Regions from separate parts of the Homo sapiens genome. Here region 2 is linked to region 1. A link is an interaction called in ENCODE POLR2A ChIA-PET data of the cell type or tissue named here. Cell type or tissue: PC-9. All regions are shown on one strand. Each heading gives the region's core, and the rest is flanking DNA. Links, peaks and the distances in the headings are about the cores only.

Region 1 (11,434 bases), core at 2,981-7,980:
ACTCACCACTGCCGATGAAAAATATATTAATCCTAATGTCTGGTCCAAAAAAGGAAACCGAGGGAAATTCCAAGTCCCTCCGATCCACATCAAGCTAAAAACCCCAGGAGAAGTAGTAAGAAGGAAGCAATCCCTATTCCCCTAGAAGGTAGGATAGGGTTGAAACCTATAATCAAAGACCTTATTAAGGATGGGCTTCTCGAGCCCTGTATGTCCCCTTATAACACCCCAATACTGCCAGTCAAGAAATCAGATGGGTCATACCAGCTACTACAGGACCTTAGAGCTATCAACCAAATAGTCCAGACTACCAACCCCATTGTCCCCAATGCTTACACGGTTCTTAGCAAAATTCCATGTAATCATCAATGGTTTACCATAATAGATTTGAAGGATGCTTTTTGGGCATGTCCCCTGGCTGAAGATAGCCGAAATATATTTGCTTTTGAATGGGAGGATCGCCACTCAGGGCGGAAACAGCAATATCGAGATGGACGGTCTTGCTCCGACGGTTCATAGACTCTCCTAATCTTTTTGGCCAAATTTTAGAACAGGTACTAGAAAAAGTTGTCATACTAGAACAAATATGCCTTCTTCAGTACGTAGACGACATTCTTATATCTGGTGAAGATATAGAGAAGGTAACTGACTTCTCTACACATATTCTTAGCTATCTGCAGTTTGAGGGGCTATGAGTCTCAAAAAGAAAGCTTCAGTATGTAGAGCCCGAAGTTAAATATTTAGGCCACTTAATAAGTGCAGACAAGCGAAGAATAGGGCCTGAATGAATCGAGGGAATGGTGTCCCTACCCTTGCCTCAAACTAAATAAGAACTCAGGAAATTTTTAGGGTTAGTCAGATACTGCCGCTTATGGATTGACTCATGCACTGCACAGTAAACTGTTATATTAAAAACTTGCCCAGGAGAAGCCGAACCATCTCCTGTGGACTTCTGAGGAAGCTGATCAAGTCTAGAAGCTGAAGGAAAGGCTCATAACTGCCTTACCCTCCCTAGAAAAGCCATTCCACCTTTTTGTTAATGTGGACAGTGCGGTAGTTTTAGGAGTGCTGACTCAAGAACACAGAGGCCGCCGGCAGCCCGTAGCCTTCCTATCAAAGGTGTTGGACCCAGTCACTTGTGGATGGCCTCAATGCATCCAGTCCATCGGGGCTGCGGCAATACTGGTCGAGGAAAGCAGGAAGTTAACCTTTGGAGGAAAATTGACGGTAAGCACGCCTCACCAAGTTAGAACTATCTTAAACCAGAGAGCAGGGAGATGGCTTACCGACTCGAGAATCTTGAAGTATGAGGCCGTTCTGTTAGAAAAGGATGATTTAACATTGACCTCTGATAATTCACTCAACCCAGCAGGTTTCCTAACAGGGAATCCAAATCTATGGAGGGAACACACATGTTTAGATTTAATTGATTACCATACAAAGGTTCGACCAGACCTAGGAGAAACCCCCTTCCGGACTGGACGGCACTTATTCATAGACAGTTCCTCCGGGGTGATTGAGGGAAAAAGACACAATGGGTATTCAGTGATTGATGGAGAAATTCTCATAGAAATAGAATCTGGAAAATTGCCAACAATTGGTCTGCTCAAACATGTGAGCTATTTGCACTCAGCCAAGCCTTAAAGTACTTACAGAACCAGGAAGGAACCATCTATACAGATTCCAAGTATGCCTGTGTAGTGGCCCATATGTTTGGGAAAATTTGGACTGAAAGAGGTCTCATTAGTAGTAAAGGTCAAGACCTTGTTCACAAGGAGCTGATCACCCAAGTATTGAATAATCTTCAGTTGCCAGAAGAAATAGCTATTGTCCGTGTTCCCGGACACCAGAAAAACCTTTCTTTTGAAAGTTGAGGAAATAACCTAGCAGATCAGGTAGCCAAGCAGGCTGCTGTGTCTTCTGAAATGCATATTTTTCACTTAACTCCCTACCTGCCTCCTCCTACTGTAATCCCCATTTTTTCTTCCACTGAAAGAGAGAAACTAATAAAAATAGGTGCTAAAGAGAATTCAGAAGGAAAGTGGATACTGCCAGACCAGAGAGAAATGTTGTCTAAACCCCTTATAAGGGAAGTCTTATCCCAACTACATCAAGGGACCCATTGGGGGCCTCAGGCCATGTGTGATGCAGTTCTCAGGGTTTATGGTTGTATAGGAATTTATACCCTGGCCAAACAGGTTACAGATAGTTGCTTAGTATGTAAGAAAACTAATAGACATACTATAAAAAGATTACCTCTCAAGAGAAGGAATCCGGGCTTAAGGCCATTCCAAAGTATCCAAGTTGATTACACAGAAATGCCTCCAATAGGTCGTCTGAAATATTTACTAGTAGTAGTAGACCACCTCACTCACTGGGTTGAAGCTATCCCTTTTCAAATGCGACAGCCAATAATGTAGTTAAGGCCCTAATTGAAAATATAGTACCTAGGTTTGGACTAATAGAAAATATTGACTCAGACAATGGAACTCATTTCACCGCACACATTATTAAAAAGCTATCCCAAACATTAGACATTAGATGGGAACACAATATTCCCTGGCACCCACCCTCATCAGGGAGAGTAGAAAGAATGAATCAGATGCAAAAGAACCACCTAACCAAATCAGTCTTAGAGACTTGGTTGCCGTGGACCAAGTGTCTTCCTATACCCTGCTGAGAATTCGAACTGCACCACGGAAAGACATTGGTCTTTCTCCTTATGAGATGCTCTATGGATTACCTTATTTGCACTCCACTACTGATATTCCTACCTTTGAAACAAAAGACCCAATCAATTCCTTACAAATTATATACTTGATGTATCTTCTACTTTCTCTTCTCTTAAAACTAAAGGTTTTTTAGCACAGGCGCCACCCTTGGAGTTCCCGGTGCATCAACATCAGCCTGGGGATCATGTCCTCATTAAGAGCTGGAAAGAGGAAAAACTTGAGCCAGCCTGGGAAGGTCCTTACTTAGTGCTCCTCGCGACTGAAACCGCAGTCCACACCGCAGAGAGAGGATGGACTCCAGAGTCATGGGCCATAGTCCTAGGGGAAAACCCTACCAAACTAAAGCTAAGAAGAATTTAACTCTCTTTCATCTATTCTATTACTTTTTCTTCTTTCCTCGCTCTATTGCTGACCATCTAGTTATTAACGTAACCAAGTCAAGTTCACCTCAAACTATTGCATTTGATGCTTGCCGTGTTATACTCTGTAGGGATTTGCTAAGTCAAAGACAGCTCTCTACTTCAGAAAAGTACCTCTGTCCCTCCTGGCTCTCCTCAGACTGGGCATTAGTGAATTGGGACCATTTAATCCGGGGAGATTTCAATAAAGACCCCAGTGGCAACCAGGAGTCTTGCCCCACTGATGTAGAGCTTTTATGCCGTAGTTGGTCCGATGTTCTGTGAACCACCAAAGAGCAAGGATGGAGTGCCCCAACCAGTTTTTATAATTTCCTAAAACCATACATTCATTTTACTAAAGGGACAGCCCCCCCTAACTGTCAGCTAAACCAGTGCAACCCTATACAGGTTATTATTTTGAGCCCCCAAAGTTCTCCCCTTTTTCTAAGCCAGTTCCCTTCTTTCAGCCGGTTTTATGGTATGGGAGCTGAGGTTTCAGGGACAGACCTATTGGATTCTTTGAAATGTGTTTCTTTGATCCCCCACCACCTGAACCTGCTTCTAAAGCTTTTTCTAAAACCTCTTACAATGGAACCATTGTTCCTCCTCCATCTAACGACAAGGCCAAGATAGCGATGGTAGAAGTTAAAGACTTAAAACAAACTTTAGCAATCGAGACAGGATACCAAGATGTAAATGCCTGGTTGGAATGGATCAAATATTCCATCTGCACGTTAAACAAAAGCAATTGTTATGCTTGTGCGTGTGGCAGGCCAGAGGTGCAGATTGTCCCCTTTCCACTAGGGTGGTACTCCAGCAGACTGGGCATGGGCTGCATGGTAGCTCTTTTCCAGGATTTTACAGCCTGGGGTAACAAGTCATGCCAAGCTCTCTCTCTGCTGTATCCTGAAGTTCCACACCCTGTGGGTCAGCCCCTGAGGGCCATCCAGCTTCGGTCTCCCAACACTAAGTTCACTTCGTGTCTCTCACGACAGGGAGGAAACTTAGCGTTCCTTGGAGACCTGAAGGGATGCAGTGAGCTTAAGAACTTTCAAGAGCTTACCAATCAGTCAGCCCTTGTTCATCCCCGAGTGGATGTGTGGTGGTATTGTGGTGGACCTTTACTGGACACTCTACTGAATAACTAGAGTGGCACTTGTGCTTTAGTCCAATTGGCTATCCCTTTTACCCTGGCATTTCATCAATAAGAGGAAGAAAAAATAAGACATTGTAAAGTGAGAGAAGCCCCTTATGCTTTCGACTCTCACATCTATTTAGACACAGTTGGAGTCCCATGGGGAATACCAGATCAATTTAAGGCCCAAAATCAAATAGCTGCAGGATTTGAGTCAATATTTTGGTGAGTGACAGTTAACAAAAATGTAGATTGGATAAACTACGTCTATTACAACCAACAGGGATTTATTAACTACACTAGAGATGCTGTTAAAGGAATAGCTGAGCAATTAGGGGCTACTAGCCAGATGGCTTAGGAAAATAGGATAGCCTTAGACATGATATTAGCAAAAAGAGGAGGAGTTTGCGTCATGATTAAAACTCGATGTTGCACCTTCATCCCAAACAACACCGCCCCTGATGGAAGTATAACAAAGGCATTGCAAGGTCTGACTGCTCTATCCAATGAGTTAGCCAGCAACTCAGGGGCAAATGACCCCTTTACGGGATGGCTAGAGAAGTGGTTTGGTAAATGGAAAGGAATAATAGCCTCAATTCTTTCCTCCCTCGTAGCTGTAATAGGTGTACTTATTCTTGTCGGGTGCTGTGTTATACCATGCATCCTGGGTTGGTGCAGGGGCTCATAGAAATGGCACTTACTAAAACCTCCCTTAACTATCCTCCACCTTATCCAGAGAAGCTGCTTCTTTTGGAAAATCAAGCAGAACAACTAAGTCAAGACATGTTAAATAAGTTTGAAGAGAAAGCCATAAAAAATTGCAAGAGGAGGAAGTTGTTGAATATGAATTCTAAATTTCTCTTCAAAGAATTAATATGTCAGTATGTTCAATTCTTTGCCTTCTACTTTTAAACTTAACTTCCTCGTAAAGCAACCTTTTGTGATTACCTACTCTACCCTGACTCATCCCGATTACCTACTCCACCCTGACTCATTCTGATCACCTACTCCACTCTAACTCATTCTGATCACCTCCACCCTGAATCATTCTGATCACCTGCTCCACCCTAACTCATTCCGGTTACCTGCTACAAAGCGCTCACCCCATCATTCTCTTTAAATTAGCCAATCGGAATTAGTTTAGCCTGTGCGGTCTAACACTAGCCAATAGGGGAATGACCCAGCAGCAGGGGCCATGTGCGTGTAATCCCAGCGCTTTGGGAGGCAGAGGCAGGCGGATCAGGAGGTCAGGAGATTGAGACTATTCTGGCTAACATGGTGAAACCCTGTCTCTATTAAAAATACAAAAAATTAGCCGGGCATGGTGGTGGGCGCCTGTAGTCCCAGCTACTCGGGAGGCTGAGGCAGGAGAATGGCGTGAACCCGGGAGGCGGAGCTTGCAGCAGTGAGCCCAGATTGGCCATTGCACTCCAGCAGCCTGGGCGACAGACAGAAACTCTGTCTCAAAAAAAAAAAAAAAAAAAAAAAAAAAAGAACCCCTTCTTCTCCCTTGTCCAAATGTGCGCCCACCATTGCTCCATCGGTGAGAGCGCACCCTTCTATAGAAGTACCTTGCCTTGCTGAGAATTAAAAAACAGAAAATTTTATATTCGAGTGCTACAACACAGAGGAATTGCAATGGATAAGGAGTAATTCACGCAGAGCTGGCTGTGAGGGAGACCGGAGTTTTATTATTACTCAAATCAGTCTCCCCAGCATTGGGGGAGCAGAGTTTTTAAGGATAACTTGGTCGGTGGGGGGAAGCCAGTGATCCAGGAGTGCTGATTGGTCAGAGGTGAAATGATATGGAATTGGATCTGTCTTCTTGAGCTCAGTCAGTTCCTGGGTGGGGGCCACAAGATCAGATGAGCCAGTTTTTGATCTGAGTGGGACCAGCTGATCCATGAAGTGCAGGGTCTGCAAAATATCTCAAGCAGTGACCTTAGGAGCAGTTTAGGGAGGGTCAGAATCCTGTAGCCTCCAGCTGCATGACTCCTAAACCATAATTTCTAATCTTGTGACTAATGTTAGTCCTACAAAGGCAGTCTAGTCCCCAGGCAAGAAGGAGGTCTGCTTTGGGAAAGGGCTGTTACCGTCTTTGTTTAAACCATAAACTACAAACTAAACTTCTCCCAAAGTTAGTTCAGCCTATGCCCAGGAATGGACAAGGACAGCTTGGAGGTTAAAAGCAAAATGAAGTCAGTTAAGTTAGATCTCTTTCACTGTCTCAGTCATAATTTTGCAAAGGTGGTTTCAGTAACATAATTGTTCCTAAGACTCTGTTCAAGCATATACAACATACCAGATGCTTTCCTTATACCTTTGAACATTTTATTATTATTATTATTGAGATGGAGTCTAGCTCTGTTGCCAGGCTGGAGTGCAGTGGCGCGATCTTGGCTCACTGAAACCTCCGCCTACCGGGTTCAAGCGATCCTCCTGCCTCAGCCTCCTGAGTAGTTGGGACTATAGGCACGCGCCACCACGCCCAGCTAATTTTTTGTATTTTTAATAGAGACGGGGTTTCTCCATGTTGGCCAGGATGGTCTTGATCACTTGACCTTGTGATCTGCCCACCTCAGTCTCCCAAAGAGCTGGGATTACAGGTGTAAGCCACCGTGCCCAGCCCATTTTATTATTTTTAATCCCGAAGCTATATGTTTTGTTTAACTTATTTAATAAACATACTCATCTTTTTTTGTTTGTTTGTTTGAGATGGGGTCTCATTCTGTCACCCAGGTTGGAGTGTAGTGGGATGATCACATCTCACTGCAACCTCTGCCTCCGGGCTCAAGCGATCCTCCCACCTCAGCTTCCCAAGTAGCTGGGACCACAGGCATGTGCCACCATGTCCAGCTAAGTTTTTGTATTTTTTGTAGAGGCAGGGTTTTGCCACGTTGCCCAGGCTGGTCTTGAACTCCTGGTCTCAGGCCATCCACCAGCCCCGGCCTCCCAAAGTGCTGGGATTACAGGTGTGATCCTCCATGCCCAGCCTATTTTGTTTTTCTGATTGCTTTCTAAATATTAACGTATGTAATCCTCATAACAATGGCTTTGTTACCAGAAAGGAGTCCAAATCTAGACCCCAAGAGAGGGTTCTTGGAGCTTGCCCAGGAAAGAATTCAGGGTGAGTCCTTAGTAAAGTGAAAGCAAGTTTATTAAGAAAGTAAAGGAATAGGCCTGGTGAGGTGGCTCATGCCTGTAATCCCAGAACTTTAGGAGGCCGAGGTGAGCGTATCACTTGAGGTCAGGCATTTGAGACCAGCCTGGTCAACATAGCGAAACTCTGACTCTACTAAAAATACAAAAATTAGCTGGGGTTGGTGGCGCATACCTGTAATCTCAGCTCTTTGGGTGGCTGAGGCACGAGAATCTCTTGAACCTGGGAGGAGGAGGTTGCAGTGAGCTGAGATCACACCACTGCACTCTAGCCTGGGTGACAGAGTGAGACTGTGTCTCAAAAAAAAAAAAAAAAAAAAAAAGAAAGGGAATAAGAGAACGGCTACTGCATAGACAGATCAGCAGCATGGGCTGACTTATGGTTATTTGATTATATGCTGAACAAGGGGTGGATTATTCAGGAGTTTTGTGGGAAAGGGATGGGAGTTCCCAGAATTGAGAGTTTAGACCCTTTTAGACTGTGTAGGGTAATCTCTGGGCATTGCTATGGCATTTGCATGGTGCTGGTGGGAGTGTCTTTTAGCATGCTAATATGTTGCAATTAGCATATAATGAGCAGTAAGGACAACCAGAGGTCACTTTCGTTGCCATCATGGTTTTGTTGGTTTTTGGCCGGCTTCTTTATTGCATGCTGTTTTTTTTTTTTTTGTTTTGTTTTGAGAAGGAGTCTTGCTCTGTTGCCAGGCTGGAGTGCAGTGGCATGATCTCGGCTCACTGCAACCTCCGCCTCCTGGGTTTAAGCAATTCCCCTGCCTCAACTTCCCTAGTAGCTGGGACTACAGGTATGTACCACCACGCCCAGATAATTTTTTGTATTTTACTAGACACAGGGTTTCACCGTGTTGTCCAGGATGGTCTTGATCTCCTGACCTTGTGATCCGCCCGCCTCGGCCTCCCAAAGTGCTGGGATTACATGCGTGAACCACCGCACCTGGCTATTATCAGCAAGGTCTTTGTGACCTGTATCTTGTGCTGGCCTCCTATCTCAACCTATGACTAACAATTCCTAAGCTCCTGGGGATGCAGTCTAGTAGGTCCCAGCCTCATTTTACCCAGTACCTATTCAAGATGGAGCCAGCCTGGTTGCAATGCCTCTGACAGTTTGGAGAGAAGATTATTTAGTTATTTATTGAGATGGAGTGCAATGGCGTAATCTCAGCTCACTGCAACCTCCGCCTCCCAGGTTCAAGCGATTCTCCTGCCTCAGCCTCCTGAGTAGCTGGGATTACAGGTATGCACCACCACACTCGGCTAATTTTGTATTTTTAATAGTGATGGGGTTTTCACCATGTTGGCCAGGCTGATCTCGAACTCCTGACCTGAGGTATCTGCTTGCCTCAGCCTCCCAAGGTGCTGGGATTACAGCCGTGAGCCACGCCACCTCGACCGGCGTTTTTTTTTGTTTGTTTGCTTGTTTTTTTGAGACGGAGTCTCAAGCTATCACCCAGGCTGGAGTGCAGTGGCATGATCTCGGCTCACTACAATCTCTACCTCCCAGGTTCAAGTGATCCTCCTTCCTCAGCCTCCCGAGTAGCTAGGACTACAAGCATGTGCCACCATGCCTGGCTAAGTTTTGTATTAGTAGAGACAGGGTTTCATCATGTTGGCCAGGCTGGTCTCAAACTCTTGACCTTGTGATCCACCCTCCTCAGCCTCCCAAAGTGCTGGGACCAGTGGCACTCATATTTTAAATAACATGGAATTCCTGGGGTGGTGCTAAAGTGTTTTTTTTTTTTTTAATAAAGATGAGGGGTCAGGTTTGGACATAGCCATAGGATAAGAGTTAAAACAAACTTGGCTTGTTGGCATTGATTTATGGACAACGCTTTCCCAGATCACACAAAAGCCTCAGGAAGACTGACACCAACTGTGAGTTTCTTCTCTTCTCATCCTTTCTGTGTCACCTTCCGTTCTGGGAAGACCAGGCTCCATTAGCTACTTTTCTTCCTGGATGCTCAAGAACTCCTCTGTCATGCTTGGGACCCAAGTCCTTCCCATTATACGTTGAGCTGGGTTCTGTGTCCCAGAGTTAGAGACTGTGTTATGCTAGGTCTTATCTGAATCTCCCATAAGTGGGTTTCCTTGGCTTCGGGCTTCTGATCCTACAGAAGCTAGCCACCTCCTTTGCTCTTTGCTGTGGTTGCCAGAAGAGGAGTTCCTTTACTGGTCCCTATCTGTTATCTTTTCGGCTTGATTCACCCTGCCTGTAGCCACTCCATCCAGTGGATCCTAGTCCTGTTTGTGTTTTTTTTTTAAGACTCTAAATGTTCTTTAGGTTCCTTCTTAACTCTGTGCTTCTAGGATTGTTCTGCCTCTATCATGTCTCCTGTCAAATTCTTCTTAGAGTAAGTTTTTTAACGAAGTCAGATTTCCCTACTGAATTATTCTAACCTAGCATCTATCTTTTTTTTTTTTTTTTTTTTTTGAGATGGAGTCTCACTCTGTCACCCAGGCTGGAGTGCAGTGGTGCAGTCTTGGCTCACTGCAACCTCTACCTCCCAGGTTCAAGCAATTCTCCTGCTTCAGCCTCCTGAGTAGCTGGGACTACAGGTAAGCACCACTAGGCCTGGTTAATTTTTCTATTTTTTGTACAGATGTGGTTTTGCCATGTTGGCCAGGGTGGCCTTGGCCTCTCAAAGTGCTGGGATTACAGGTGTGAGCCATCGGGCCTGGCCTAACTTAACATCTATCTTATCTTCTCTAGAGGGTCCTGCTGTCAGGCTGGTCACTGTTTTGTCCGTGCCCTGACCATGTGGCTTGTCTTTAGGGAGCCCAGATGCTTATACTCTCATTGTAAGTTGGGTAAGAAAACTATTCTCCCTCTTGGTATTTTAGATAATCTTCCCCTTAGCTGCTCTGGCAATTCCTCTGCTCTAATCCCAAGACTGGCAACTAACATGGCTCCTGTCTGGCTCATGGCCATTCACTGCCGTAATCCCTTTTCTTAGCCACAAATATCTACTCATTATGGACTGGGCAAGGGGAAAACAGACTCCACATGGTCACACTGTTATCTTTTTTTTTTTTTGAGATGGAGTTTCACTCTTGTTGCCCAGGCTGGAGTGCAATGGCACGATCTTGGCTCACTGCAACCTCCGCCCCCGGGTTCAAGCGATTCTCCTGCCTCAGCCCCCCGAGTAGCTAGGATTACAGGCATGCACCACCACACCCAACTAATTTTGTATTTTTAGTAGAGACAGGGTTTCTCCATGTTTGCCAGGTTGGTCTCAAACTCCTGACCTCAGGTGATCCACCCGCCTCGGCCTCCCAAAGTGCTGGGATTACAAGCATGAGCCACCACACCTGGCCACACTGTGTTTTTTTTTTTTTTTTTTTGAGATGGAGTCTCGCTCTATTGCCCAGGCTGGAGTGCAGTGGCGTGATCTCGGCTCACTGCAAAGTCCACCTCCCAGGTTCATGCCATTCTCCTGCCTCAGCCTCCTGAGTAGCTGGGACTACAGGCGCCCAACACCGCGCCCGGCAAATTTTTTGTATTTTTAGTAGAGACAGGGTTTCACCGTGTTAGCCAGGATGGTCTCGATCTCCCGACCTCGTGATCCACCTGCCTCGGCCTCCCCAAGTGCTGGGATTACAGGCGTGAGCCACCGCGCCTGGCCACACACTGTTACCTTTTACAGTGCTTTAAAGCAAATGTTAAACCAGAATGTAATCAGCTCCCAAGGTCAGAAGGGGCATCTTTCTCCATAAGAAGATGTGTGCATGTGCTTACCTCCATTGCACTGGACTTAGGACAGCATTTTGGCACTGTGCAAGAGTACAAATGTGTGACGTACTCAGCCCAGAACTGTCCCGTTTGCTGGGGAATATAGGAGCTTTCCCTGAACCATATTTCTCCTTTTGGGCGGGTTGTCCTCTTCCTGCCTCCAGCCAAGAGGTGGTCTATGTCTCTCCGAGTCTTCATTCCCAGTATGGATATTCCTCCCATCAGCATTATCTCAAGGAGCTCCTGACTATGCCCAGTGATCCTT
Region 2 (7,091 bases), core at 723-5,722, 74 kb before region 1:
TCTAATAAAAATACAAAAAACTAGCCCGGTGTGGTGGTGCATGCCTGTAGCCCCTGCTACTCGGGAGGCTGAGGCATGAGAATCACTTGAGCCTCAGAAACGGAGGTTGCAGTGAGCCAAGATCATGCCACTACACTCTGGCTTGGGCTACAGAGTAAGACTCTGTCTCAAAAAAAAAAAAGAAAAAAAGGCTGGGCCCAGTGGCTCATGCCTGTAATACCAGCACTTTTGAAGGCTGAGGCGGGCGGATCATGAGGTCAGGAGTTCGAGTTCAAGACCAGCCTGGCCAACATGGCAAAACCCCATCTCTACTAAAAATACAAAAATTAGCCAGGCGTGGTGGCACGCGCCTGTAATCCCAGCTACTTGGGAGGCTGAGGCAGGAGAATGGCTTGAACTAGGGAGGGGGAGGTTGTGGTGAGCTGAGATTGCCCCACTGCACTCCAGCCTGGGCAACAGAGCAAGACTTCGTGTCAAAAAAAAAAAAAAAAAAACCCAAAAAAACCTATTGGATAATTCTGTGTTCAGCAGCTCCATTTATGAAGACTGGGTTCTCTCTACCTACTGACAGGGCTAGGCCTTGGCACACTGCTCTGACTCTGGTTACTTGCAAACACAATAAGTAATCCACACAGCAAAAGACAGTCTAAGAAAGCCTAAAGTTTAGAATTCAGACCAAAGAACAATGTAGAAACTACCAAAATAGGCCAAGTGTAGCGGCTCATGCCTGTAATCTTAGCACTTTGGGAGTCTGAGGTGGGTGGATTGCTTGAGCTCAGGAATTCAAGACCAACCTGGGCAACATGGTGAAACTCCGTCTCTACAAATACAAAAAATTAGCCAGGCGTGGTGGCACTTGCCTGTGGTCCCAGCCACTCAGGAGGCTGAGGTGGGAGAATGGCTTGAGCCCAGGAGGTCGAGGCTGCAGTGAGCTATGATCACGCCACTGCACTCCAGCCTGGGCAACAGAGCAAGACCCTGTCTCAGAAATAGATAGATAGATAGATAGATAGATAGATAGATAGATAGATAGACAGACCGACCGACCGACAGACAGACAGACATGGGGTCTCACTATGTTGGCTAGGCTGGAATTGAATTCCTGGAATCAAGTGATCATCCTGCCTCAGCCTCCCAAGTAGTTGGGACTACAGGTGTGTACCACTGTGCCTGGCAGGCCCCACATTCTTGTTGTCTCCAGATGTGGACAAAGTTTTTACCTCCCACTTATGATTCTTCCCCATCTCTCTCACAGCAGTCCTGCTCCTCACCTGGGATAACCCACCCCCAGATACTAACCCTGAACTAACATGGCTGAAATCAGTCCAGATCAAATTTCCAGGAGATAAAAAACATTTATTTTAATGCACAACTATAGCATTCATATGCCTCAGCCCAGGGCAGGGGTTGGGAGTTAGGTAAGAAGGGATGCATTTAGTTTGCCCTGTCCCCAAAGAGCGGGTAAATAGCTAAGCCACTCTTCACTCCCAGTACAGACCTTCAGAAGCCCCAGATATCAGGATGTAATGGTAGGGCTCACTGCTCTAAAACAGCTCAAACAACCTGCTCCCAGGAAGGCAAGCCTTCTGCTCCTTGGTCTCCTGCCTACCATTAGGACACAATGTTCTTCGTCTGGCCAGACATCTGTTGAAAGGCTGGATACAGGACAACGTACCCATCTTTCCATCTATATCAACTATCCTAGGTCTCTGATACCCCATTTTGGAGCACTGTTGAAGTCAGTCTCTGGAGGTAGTGCTGACGCAGAGGGGGCAACTGAGAATAGAGCTCAAAGCCCTCTGGGAGCGTGGAATTGGGAAGCTTATAGTGCAGGAGGTGCTGCCGGAGACCCTGCAGAAAGGAAAGAAAACTTATGAAGTGGGTAATGAGATCCTGTTGTGGTCTCTGTCCCCCAAGATCCTCTAATATCCCACCCTCCTAATGGCCCTGACCCTACCTCATCTGCCAGCAGCCATGTTTTCTGCAGCATACTCCTGCGGGCAGCTTTGACCTCATCCTAGAAGCAGAACAGGGAGAGGTGGCACTGAGCCGAGGGCTGGTACCCACCACTGGCCTTGCTTGACACTTACCTCTTCCCCAGCTGGCCCAGAGGCAGCTCAATTGCTAGCTCCCTTCCTTCCTCTGAAGATGGAGATGTAACTTACTGAGCTCTGTGGGTCCTGAGAGAAGATGAAGCTATTGACATGAGCCACAGCCACAGCATAGAGCACGGGGCACCAACGTGGGCGGAGCGCACCAGTAACCAGGGTCCGGAAGTAGAGCTGAAGGAGGGCCAGGTTGTCTTCAGGAGGCACTGTGTAACACTCCAGGGACACAGGCAACTGTGACAGGGGAAATGACGTGCTGAGGGGGAGGGTAGGAATGTATATACATACATAAGGTGTGTGGATAACGATCACATGAAACCAAATCATGAGGGCAGAGATCAGGTCCTAGACAAACATCTGTCCTTCTAGCACAAGGATCAGGGTTAAAGACTACAGAGCAGATGTTGGGGAAAACTGGGAACTGAGAAGCAGCCATTAAAAAGCATGAAATTGGCCATGTGTAGTGGGCCACGCCTGTAATCTCAGCACTTGGGAGGCTGAGGCAGGCGGATCACACGAAATTAGGAATTCAAGACCAGCCTGGCCAACATGGTGAAACCCCATCTCTACCGAAAATACAAAAATTAGCTGGACATGGTGGTGGGTGCTTGTAGTCCCAGCTACTTGGGAGGCTGAAGCAGGGGAGTCGCTTGAACCCAGGGGCGGAGGTTGCAGTGAGCCGAGCGCGCCACTGCACTCCAGCCTGGGCAACAGAGCAAGACTCCGTCTCAAAAAAAAAAAAAAATTAGCCAGGCATGGTGCTGTGTGCCTGTAATCCCAGCTACTCAGGAGGTTGAGGCAGGAGAATCGCTTGAACCTGGGAGCTAGAGGTTGCAGTGAACCAAGATCATCAGGCCACTGCACTCTAGCCTGAGCAACAGAGCGAGACTCTGTCTCAAAAACAAAAACAAAAACCCAAAATCTTAAAAACAAAAAACAAAATACAATAACTTCTTTTTTTAATAGAGTCTCGTTCTATTTCCAAGTCTGGAATGCAGTGGTGTGATCATAGCTCACTGGCAGCCTCAACCTCCTGAGCTCAAGTGATCCTCCTGCCTCAGGCTCCTGAGTAACTGGGTCTACGGGCAAATCACCAGGTCTGGCTAATTTTCCAATAATTTTTTGTAGAGATGGTGTCTAGCTTTCTTGCCCAAGCTGGTCAGAAACTCTTGGCCTCAAGCAATCCTCCCACCTTGGCCTCCCAAAATGTTGGATTACAGGCATGAGCCACCTCACGCAGCCATAACACAGTAACTCTTTTTTATTTTTCTTTTTTGAGATGGAGTTTCACTCTTGTTGCCCAGGCTGGAGTGCAGTGGTATGATCTCGGCTCATGGCAACCTCTGCCTCCTGGGTTCAAGCGATTCTCCTGCCTCAGCCTCCGGAGTAGCTGGGATTACAGGCATGCACCACGACACCCGGCTAATTTTTTGTATTTTTTTTTAGTAGAGACGGTTTCACCATGTTGGCCAGGCTGGTCTCAAACTCTTGACCTCAAATGATCCGCCCACCTCGGCCTCCCAAAGTGCTGGGATTACAGGCATGAGCCACCGCACCTGGCAAACATAGTAACTCTTTACAGCTTATAAATTTAAGTCCTTAGCCTAATATTTGAGGCCCTCTCAGACTTCACTTCTTATTTTTAGCCTTAAGTTCCCAACAGAAATCTCTCCTCCCTCCTTCTGCCCTTTGTCATGCTCCTTTTGCTTATGTTATTCTGTTAGGAATCTCCTGCCTTTCTACCTCCTCACCAATTCAAATTCTACCCAACCTACAGTGCCTGGGTCAATCCCCACTTCTTCCACAAAGCCCAATTTGATCTTTCCCTTCTCTGAATCCTGATACCACCTAGCATCTGAATAATTCACAACTATGTAGGTTTTCAGTAAATCTCTTCTTATCTAGATTGTAGCACTGATAAGCAAGGAGCTATGCCTTATTAATAGTAATGAATACCCACTATATGCCAGACACCAGGTTAAACCCTTTCCTTTTTTCTTTTTTGAGACAGGGTCTTGCTCTGTCACTGGGCTGGGGTGCAGTGGCGCGATCTCGGCTCACTGTAGCCTCCGCTTCCCGGGTTCAAGCGATTCTCCTGCCTCAGCCTCCTGAGTAGCTGGGACTACAGGCACCCGCAACCACGCCCAGCTAAGTTTTGTATTTTTAGTAGAAATGGGGTTTCACTATGTTGCCCAGGCTGGTCTCAAACTCCTGACCTTAAGTGATCCACCCACCTCAGCTTCCCAGAGTGATGGAATTACAGGCGTGAGCCACCACACCCAGCCCATGTTAAGCCCTTTTCATTGATTCTCTTAATCCCCTCAAAGCCCCCAAGAGGTAAGATGAGGAAGCTGAGGTCTTCCAAAGCTCCTCAAGGCTCAGGACTGCCCCCGAGGCCCAGTGCAGGGTACCCTTGCAGGTCCTGCTGGGCTGAGAAAGTACCTGGGTCAGAGGCAGGCTCAGAGCTCGCAAGGCTCCCACGTGTTCCCCAAAGAGGGCAAGGCGCAAGGTGACACTGAACCGACGCTGCAGGGGCAGGAGGACCAGGGCCCCAAAGAGGTGGTCCCCAAAAGAGACAGCCTCAAAATGATCCAGGAAGTTGGCATAGAGGTCAGGGAAAGACGTCAGGCCAGGGAGTCGGCAGTCCAGGTTGAGGTTTGGCAAGACTTGAGGCTGACAGAGCTGGGCGAGGAGGGCTGCCACCAGATGCTGTACTGGGGACTCCCGGAACAGCTCACTGTCCACCAGGAACACACACATGAGCCGTGCCAGGCGGGCAGCAGGGGGCACAGCCCAGAGAGCCTGGGGGCGCCAGCTCTCCAAAACTAGCACCCACTGCAGGACCCGCATGGCTGTGCCCATGGTGTCTGTGGGAGAGAGTCCCGAGGGGGTGTCTGAAGCCCGGTGGTAGAGGCGAATCAGTGGCAGGAAGGGCCAGTCGGTGGGCAGCAGCGGCTCCGTAGGCATGGGCAGTAGCAGGGTTGGGACTCGCTGTAGCTCCCCTCGGTGCAGAGCCTGGGAGGCCAGCAGACTGGCTCGGGCTGGCGAGCAATGAGTCAGGTAGCAGTTGCGGATGCTGGGGAGGTCCTGGCAGGCCTGAGCCAGCAGAGTCCCTTGCCCACACCGAGGGACCCTGCTGCTTCCTAACGACAGCTGGTCAGAGAAGTCGGCTGCCTCTGGACCCCCTGATGTTCTTTCCCTGTAATGGGACCCAAAAGCCAAAAATGAGGGCTGGAACCACAGCACTTGGAGGCTGTGCCAGCTCTTTGGAACTTCCTGGAGGCTCCTAGGTCCAGACCTGTGCCTCTCTGCTCCCTTAACTACTTCCCGCGCAGTGCTGTGTAGCAGTTAAGAGGATGCACACTACAGCCAGCTGCCTAGGCATGAGTTTACATAACTTCTCTGGGCCTCAGTTTCCTCAGAGTAAAATAAGGATAATAATAGTATCTATCTCATGGTCCAAGTAAAATACTTAAAATGTAGATAAATACATAAGGGAGTATCAAACACAGAGTAAACACTCAGTAGCGGATGGCTATTACATGTGTGTAACTGATTTAGATACCATTTTTTTAGCCATGCAGTCACACTGAAGTCTCACAATCATTCTTGGGTGTGGTTAGCCTGATCCTCACTTCACTAATGAGGTAATGGAAGCTCGGAAGAGTTAAGTGTCGTCGGTGGAAGAAAGAGAATTTAGGTCTCCTGGCTCCAAATTCAGGGCTGCTCTGTTAACAACTGCAGCAGCGTCCAAAAGGGCTGAGTTGATGCCACCAACCAAGCACTTACGGGAGGAACTCCAGCCGGAATACACAGCTCAGCAGCAGCTCATGGGTGAGGTACTCACTTCCGGGCAGCAGCCGGCTCAGCAGGGCCAAGGCCATACCATGATAGAGGGCAGCATGGGTGGCTGGCAGTGGCTGCAGCGCTGCCTGCAGACAGAAAAGCAGGGAACTACCTAGTACAGGAGAAGGGGACGTGGCAGAGAGAAGTGAGGAAGAGGATAAAAGTGAGGCTGAAGGGCAGAGGTCCAGGGCATGTCTGGAGGAAAGTGGGAGCTGCATGGCCTGGCAGAAGCAGGCTGGGTTCCACAGAAACAGGAAGGAGATAATGGGATGACAGGAGAACCTGTCAGACAGGGGGACCTACCGCTTTCTGGGCCAGAGCGAGTGCCAGGTACTGCAGGTGGTACTCATGGCGCAGGGCCCATGCAGAGAAAGGTGTGAGGTGTGGGGCAGCCCCAGGAGCCACACACTGGAGGAAGTAATTCTGGAGTCCCGGGGCAGCCAATATGGCAGCCAGCTGAGGAAAAGCAATTTTGTTCAGATCTAGAAATTGACTCTCATGCCTTCTAGGGCTCCCCAGGTGGCTGCCCCTCTCCAGACTCAGGGAAATGAGTGCCAGCAGAAGGCCTCCCTTCCCCATGGGACACCCTCCCACTTTCTTTTTGGTTTTTTTTGAGATGGAGTTTCGCTCTTGTTGCCCAGGCTGCAGTGCAATGGTGTGATCTCAGCTCACCGCAGCCTCCGCCTCCCGGGTTCAAGTGATTCTCCTGCCTCAGCCTCCCGAGTAGCTGGGATTACAGGCATGTGCCATCATGCCTGGCTAATTTTGTATTTTTAGTAGAGATGGGGTTTCTCCATGTTGGCCAGGCTGGTCTCGAACTCCCGACCTCAGGTGATCTGCCCACCTCGGCCTCCCAAACTGCTGGGATTACAGGCGTGAGCCACCGCGCCCATCCCACCCTCCCACTTTCTTTCTGATTCCTGCCATCTTGGCCCCTTGCCTGGCCCCTAATCAGGCACCCCACACTTACCTGGCCACACAGCCCCTTGTGGATCTGGGCCAGGGTATTAAGAAGAGAGAGGAGGGCAGTGAGGAATGGGAAGGGTGAGGCTGAGCCAGCCAGACTGAGACGGGGGCAGCCTCCCGAGCAGCCCAGTGACACGAGGCTGGGGGGAGCTTCAAGGGCTGGCACACAGG

What was found. ChIA-PET counts read pairs that join two places held together with the same protein. Peaks named below come from ENCODE experiments on the same cell type or tissue, not always from the same donor. Only the 100,000 strongest peaks of a DNase experiment are listed, where the experiment ranks them.
Region 2: POLR2A ChIA-PET joins it to region 1 with 5 read pairs; 3 of 35 experiments call an interaction of 5 or more read pairs at or near these places.

The regions. Positions count from the first base shown.
Region 1 is chr15:41,587,634-41,599,067 of GRCh38, forward strand. No RefSeq gene overlaps it. Among named protein-coding and RNA genes, the nearest start is that of TYRO3, 34 kb to the left of the region's middle. RefSeq lists an enhancer at 8,330-8,831. In PC-9, for the core only: no CTCF peak of the experiment used is centred there; a DNase peak (open chromatin) is centred at 5,248; H3K27ac peaks cover 818 bases.
Region 2 is chr15:41,515,841-41,522,931 of GRCh38, forward strand. It overlaps RPAP1 (RNA polymerase II associated protein 1), which reads right to left. Exons shown (of 25, transcript NM_015540.4): 19 at 6,925-7,091; 20 at 6,258-6,410; 21 at 5,898-6,040; 22 at 4,551-5,307; 23 at 2,166-2,342; 24 at 1,958-2,017; 25 at 1,336-1,851. The coding sequence ends at 1,702. Among named protein-coding and RNA genes, the nearest start is that of LTK, 5.6 kb to the left of the region's middle. In PC-9, for the core only: no CTCF peak of the experiment used is centred there; no DNase peak of the experiment used is centred there.